2 separate regions of the Homo sapiens genome follow, and region 1 is linked to region 2. The links are chromatin loops, found by intact Hi-C in ENCODE. Cell type or tissue: MCF 10A. All regions are shown on one strand. Each heading gives the region's core, and the rest is flanking DNA. Links, peaks and the distances in the headings are about the cores only. Region 1 has its middle 220 kb from the start of MDFIC2. Region 2 has its middle 74 kb from the start of PROK2.

Region 1 (2,925 bases), core at 295-2,794, 1.3 Mb after region 2:
CACCTTAATATGAAATTAAATCATTCAGCACATTTTCCTAGAGTAGCTAGTTAGAAAAGTATATGCATTTTCAAAAATTAAGTGCTATGTGGGTGATGTATGTTTTACTTTAGAGCATTTTAAATAGGAAATCATCCTTCTGAAGGCACAAATTGCTAAGAACTTCATGTCTTTTATTACTAGGAAAACAATGTTCAATTCTAATGGCATTAGGCAGTACGCATCTTAAACGAACCAATGGACAGAACTGAAACTATTACTGACTGTCTTGCATTTTGCCATATGAATACACTTCATAAATGATTTGCTTTGATATCACAAACACACACACACAGGCACATGCACACACACTAGCACGCCACGCCTGCATTGGCAAAATGCTGGACTCAATCTCACAATCTTGCTCGGGCCAAGTTCCGTGCAGTTTTCACAGGAATGCAGACAGCATGAAGACTGCAGCTTAGATCTCCTGTGTTTCAAATTTGTTTTGCCAAAGCATCCCTTCTTTCTCTGTCTATCTCTTTCTCTAATGCATGCACACCTGCATGTTTTTCTCAGGAATGGCAGGCATTTACTGGGATGACAGATTATGCCAGAGGTGCCTTTGGCAGCTTCTCGCCCTCAGGGCAACCATTGCTCTGGCAGCAGTAAGTCAGTGAATAGTACAAGGTCATCCATCCCCCAGGTCCCCCGCCCCTTCTCCTGTGTGGGGCATGTGTTCCAAGGTACACTTCAATGGTTTGACACATGAGGTCATGGAAGGTAGTCTCCAATTTGGGTCCACACCATGTAAGCGAAAGCACCAAAGCAATTGGAGCTACCCATTTGCGGGTGAGATTCCTACTAGAGTACTGCACTGCTACTGAGCCTTCAATTTTGACTATCTTTAGATGTTTTCTCACTTGTGAAGAAAACCTATTAAAAGTGTATTTTTCTGTACTGCAGTGGTTTGTCAGGGTGTCTGCTAAACAAATGGGAACATCCGATTTTACATTTCATTTGAAAACTCTGAGTAGAAAAATCACCCGTGAAGCTGCCTTTCCATAATACAATTAGTGAGAAAAAAACAAACCAAGATGTCAAGCTTAATATTGGCATTGGTCAGAAACAAATTCTCTTATCAGAAAATTTACAGAGGCCCGCTGTAACCCGGAAAAACAGGAAAGGAGTATTGCTTGTCAATATAAATAACCAATCTATGTTAGCAAAACTTGAAGGATTTCTACTCATCTATTGTAGGAGAAAATTAAGTATCTCATCATGACTAACTCATATTTACTAATACATTCTATTGGAATGGCAAAGTAGAAATTTAAAGGCAGAATAGTTTTTAATTTTATTCAGGGAAACATAATACTAAATGTTTGGAAAATGAATACTTGGAAATTCAAGATATTGGGGGGAAGCAAGATGTTTTACTGCCGCCTTGTGGACAATTTAAAAGAACTGAGTTTTTATTTATGCTGGTGGTGAATATGTGAATCTTGGCCAATAATAGAATCAGACAAAAATGGGTACAGGATAGAGGTGGGATATAATCAAATATTAATTATTTAAATTTAGTCAGAAAAAGTATTTTTTTAACCCAAGGAGATCCATAAAGTCTTCAAGTGATTATGCCCTATAGTTCAAGAAATTCTTGACATACTCAAACAGGAGATGGGAGGAAATGCAATGAAATTGAATATTCGGTAATAGAGTTTAACCAGAATCATGTTCTAACTTTTTTTTAAATCCAAGGGGTTCCATGGGCACTACATAATTTTGCCACGATATTCCAAGAAAATTTTAAAAATCTCAGTTAATTATCATAGAATTAAATGCAGCACCGGAGAAGCAGTGATAAGAAAAACTGGACATATTCTGGGGTTCAGTCCAGCATTTTAACTTAGAATGTTTATTTAAACATAACTTGAGTTTATAAACTTGTTTTCTAGGGAGATTTATAGTGCTTTCTGATTTTGGCTGGATTGAAAAAGTCCAGCTTGACTTCCTGCTAAGAACGTGCTTGTGTAAACCACCTTCTTCTTGAATTTTGGCATGAAAAATATATTTTCATTGGACACATTTCTAATCACAAACAAACGTTCAGGTAGGTGCTTAATTTAAACCTAGCTACCAATATCACAGAAATAGCATAATAGAATGTTTCAGCATTCCAACACACCACATAAATTCTTGTTGACAAAGCACTAACAAATGTATTGTAATTTCTAATTTCCCATTGTTCTTCTGTTGGATAAATAATAGAAACGTCTGACCAATCCATTAAGAGAAAGATGGCTTAAGAATTTTGGGTGGTGATTTTAATTTAAAATCGAAAAAGCAAATTTAGATTTGTAATTAAAAACATTTTAAAGCATATCAAGTAATAAGATAAATGGCTCTAAGACTTAGAATACCATTTTCAATAATTTTATAGCCACTATTGAATCATCATATTTTTTTCACTGGCGGGAAAGCACCTTCAGTGAAACCATCTGAAACCAAACAATACATAATCTAAATTTTGCTAAATAATCTAAAATTTAAATTACTTATTTTTTATTATTAAAATACTTTGATCTGAGGGAGGAGAAGTGGATACAGAAAAATAAAAATAAAATAAATATAATGCCACATTCTTACCAAACACTAAGCAACTCTCCATAGGCTACATAGCAGGGTTTAGTGATTTTCCTGATTTTTCTCTTGGTCTGAAACATGACAAACCTTAAGTAAATGTCATTTTCCAAATTCCTATTCCATTTTTGGTGTAGTAGGGAAGGTTTTAAGATCACTGATAAATGTACTGGTCCCCTATTTTTACAACAAAAATTCAGTTCTAAGTTATTTCACAAAGATGTTATTCATGCCATCATCAGTAAGATAGTGATCTTTTATTTTTCGCATTATTGAGTGTTAATTATATGCTATGCACTTCAC
Region 2 (2,925 bases), core at 182-2,681:
TCGCTTGTCTGGCAGCTGATGCTGATGCTTGTGAGGAACCCAGCTGGGGTTGCCGACTGAAACATCTACACTTGGCCTCTCCATGAAGCTGCTTGGACTTCCTCTCAACATGGTGGCCAATTCCAAGAGCTTGTGTCCAAAGACAACTTGATAGAAGCTGTGTTGCTTTTTATGGACAAGTCTTGGAAGTCACACAGTGTGACCTCCACCATGATCACAAGCCTGCCAAAACTCAGAAGAAGAGAACTGAGACCCACCTGTCAATGAGAGGAGTATCAAAGTTATGCTACAAGAAGGGGATATAGGAAGGGAGATATTATTGCAACCAGTTTTGGAAAATACCATCTTTAATATTGAAGTGATCAAATTGTGATGAGCATCTGGTATCTAATAATATTTTTCCTGGGTCACTTTATTTTTGATAGATACTATTTTAAATTACTTAAACTACCCCCTCTCATAAAAAGATGAAGAGAGGGATTTATTAGTTGATTTGTTTGCACTCCCGCTCTGCCCACACAGCCTTTCTCCCTGGAACACCCTTTTAGAACCGATGCCATAGGGCTTGGCAGAGTGGGAGAGGCAGGTGTCAGATTAGCACAGTGGATTCTCTTTAGAGGTCAGGGAAGGGCAAAGACTGTGAATATTCTTATCTTTTTTTTTTTTTTTTTTTTTTTTGGTGGGGCAGGGACAGGGTCTCACTCTGTCACCCAGGCGGGAGTGCAGTGGCATGATCTTGACTCACTGCAAGCTCCACTTCCCAGGTTCAAACCATCCTCCCACCTCACACTCCTGAGTAGCTGGGACCACAGACATATGCCACCATACCTGGCTATGAATATTCTTACCTTAATAGTAAAGTTGATTTTAAATGCACATATGCGTATACATGCTAAGTTTCTTTCTTTTCTCATTGGATCTTATTCTTGGGAGTATTGAAAAACCTTAGATTCATTTCATGTGTGGCATTATTCTTTTGAACATTCTAATTTATTCTCCCTTTTGAGTAATTGTGATGAGGCTCAGGGCTGTTTGGGAATGTCTCCTTTGTTCATTACTTGGATTTTTTTAAGCGGAAAGTTTATAGTTTGCATTTTAAAAACCATATTAAAAACATCTTCAAAACTGACATCTCATAATCAGGGTATACACACATGGTGACATTCTGACACCTGGCTGAATGAAGTAGCTAGGAGGCAGTATTGTACTATAGTCTGGCAGTTTTTGGCTTGAATCCCAAATGTGCCACTTACTGTTCTGTGGGTTGTGGGGAAGTTATTCAACTTCCTGCAGTCCTGGTTTCTTAATCTGTAAAATGGGGGTAATGATACTTACTTTTTAGTATTGCACTACACCCTAAATAAGACGATAAAAGTGGTTGGCAGCTAAGAAACGATAACTGAATATTGGGGAATTCTAAGAGAAATTCAAGTCTGGGCTCACTCAGTTCTCACTGGAGATGGAGGGCAGGTCAGTATCCACATAAACACTGTTCAGATTTTTATGTCCCTTCCCTGCCTCCAAGGGCTGAGGAAAGGCAGAAAATCAGCTGAAGCCGAAGGCCTTCTTGTTATACTCGTGTGTGGCAGCGGGTGTCCGAATCCCAGCTGTGAAGGATACTTCCTAGATCAACCACTTCCTCACCTCTCATCTCACTCTCCTGTCTGCTTCTCTTTCATGAGACTGGAAACTTCACTGATGTTTCCTGATTATTTCTCAGGGTCGTATATTAAGTGAGGCGGAAGCAAAGCCTCACGGGGAAGGCAGCCCAGGGCTAAAGCACTCATTTGGTGTGGCCTGCCAGCGCCCTGAGCAGACTGTCTCTCCTTTCCTCCCAATCTAATTTAGAGCCAGACCTGTGGTATCACTCCCAGGCCTGCGATGGAGTTGTCAGGAAGGGCAGAGCCGGAATCTGCCCTGCCTTGTAATTAGAGTCTGGTCTCCTGCGCTGTGTTGCAATGAGACACCCACCAGGTCACTGAGAGCCACTGAAAATGGCAAGAAAATCACCATATTGCCTGATATTCTTCTCACTTGCTCTTTTTTTTTCTTTTTTTTTTTTTTTAAGTAAAAAAGCCGTGAAGCCACAGTGAAATCACTGAAAATGTCAACCAAAAACTGCCCATGTCATTTGGCCCTTGTGTGTGTGTGTGTTTTTAATATTAATTATTATATTGATGGCATTCCACCTTTCAAATTAAATCCCTTTCCTCATTATCTTGGTTTGCTGTTATTGTTGTCTGAGTTGAAATGGATTTCATGACAACTCTGAAAAACCAGAGTTGGCTAAATTTAGCTTTAATTAGGCATCATCTTAGCCCCGTGATTATTTCCTCATTTCATTTGGATTCTACTAACTGGAATGCTGAGCGAGGATTTGGCAAGGTTTTCATGCAATTTTCACATAATTCGCCACCACATTTCTTGCAAGCATGGTGATTGTTTTGAACCACAAATGATTTTTGCAGATAGAGCTTTAATCCCCTTTTATAACTCAGAGTTTATTAGGGATCATCAGGCTATGCTCCATAGTTGGCAAGTGCTGCCAAGAGGAAAACCCAAAACAAAATTGCAGGGCATCTCTGCCTCCTCTGGGCCCTCCAGGTGGTGGGCACCTGTGGTGGAGATTGGCTGTTTTGGGTGGGGTGTGCCTGTCACTTCTGCACAGAGGAATTTCCACCTTTATCCAAATAATGTTGTGGAAAGTGGATCTTTGCAGACTTTAGCTGACCCCTCCTTTTCCTAGAGGCAATCAAGCCTCCTGGTTAAGAAGTAAGCTCCAGTCCAGGCATAGTGACTCATGCCTGTAATCCTGGCACTTTGGGAGGCCAAGGCAGGTGGATCACTTGAGGTCAGGGGTTCAATACCAGCCTGGCCAACATGGCAAAACCCCATCTTTACTAAATATGCAAAAATTAGCCAGGT

Evidence for each region. Peaks named below come from ENCODE experiments on the same cell type or tissue, not always from the same donor. Only the 100,000 strongest peaks of a DNase experiment are listed, where the experiment ranks them.
Region 1: it touches region 2 in a loop (8-fold over the local background); 2 of 110 quality-filtered maps call a loop at or near these places.

What each region holds. Positions count from the first base shown.
Region 1 is chr3:70,529,758-70,532,682 of GRCh38, reverse strand. No RefSeq gene overlaps it. Among named protein-coding and RNA genes, the nearest start is that of MDFIC2, 220 kb to the right of the region's middle. RefSeq lists an enhancer at 1-58. In MCF 10A, for the core only: a CTCF peak has its summit at 1,429 (motif pointing left); no DNase peak of the experiment used is centred there.
Region 2 is chr3:71,857,609-71,860,533 of GRCh38, reverse strand. No RefSeq gene overlaps it. Among named protein-coding and RNA genes, the nearest start is that of PROK2, 74 kb to the right of the region's middle. In MCF 10A, for the core only: a CTCF peak has its summit at 1,209; a DNase peak (open chromatin) is centred at 1,213.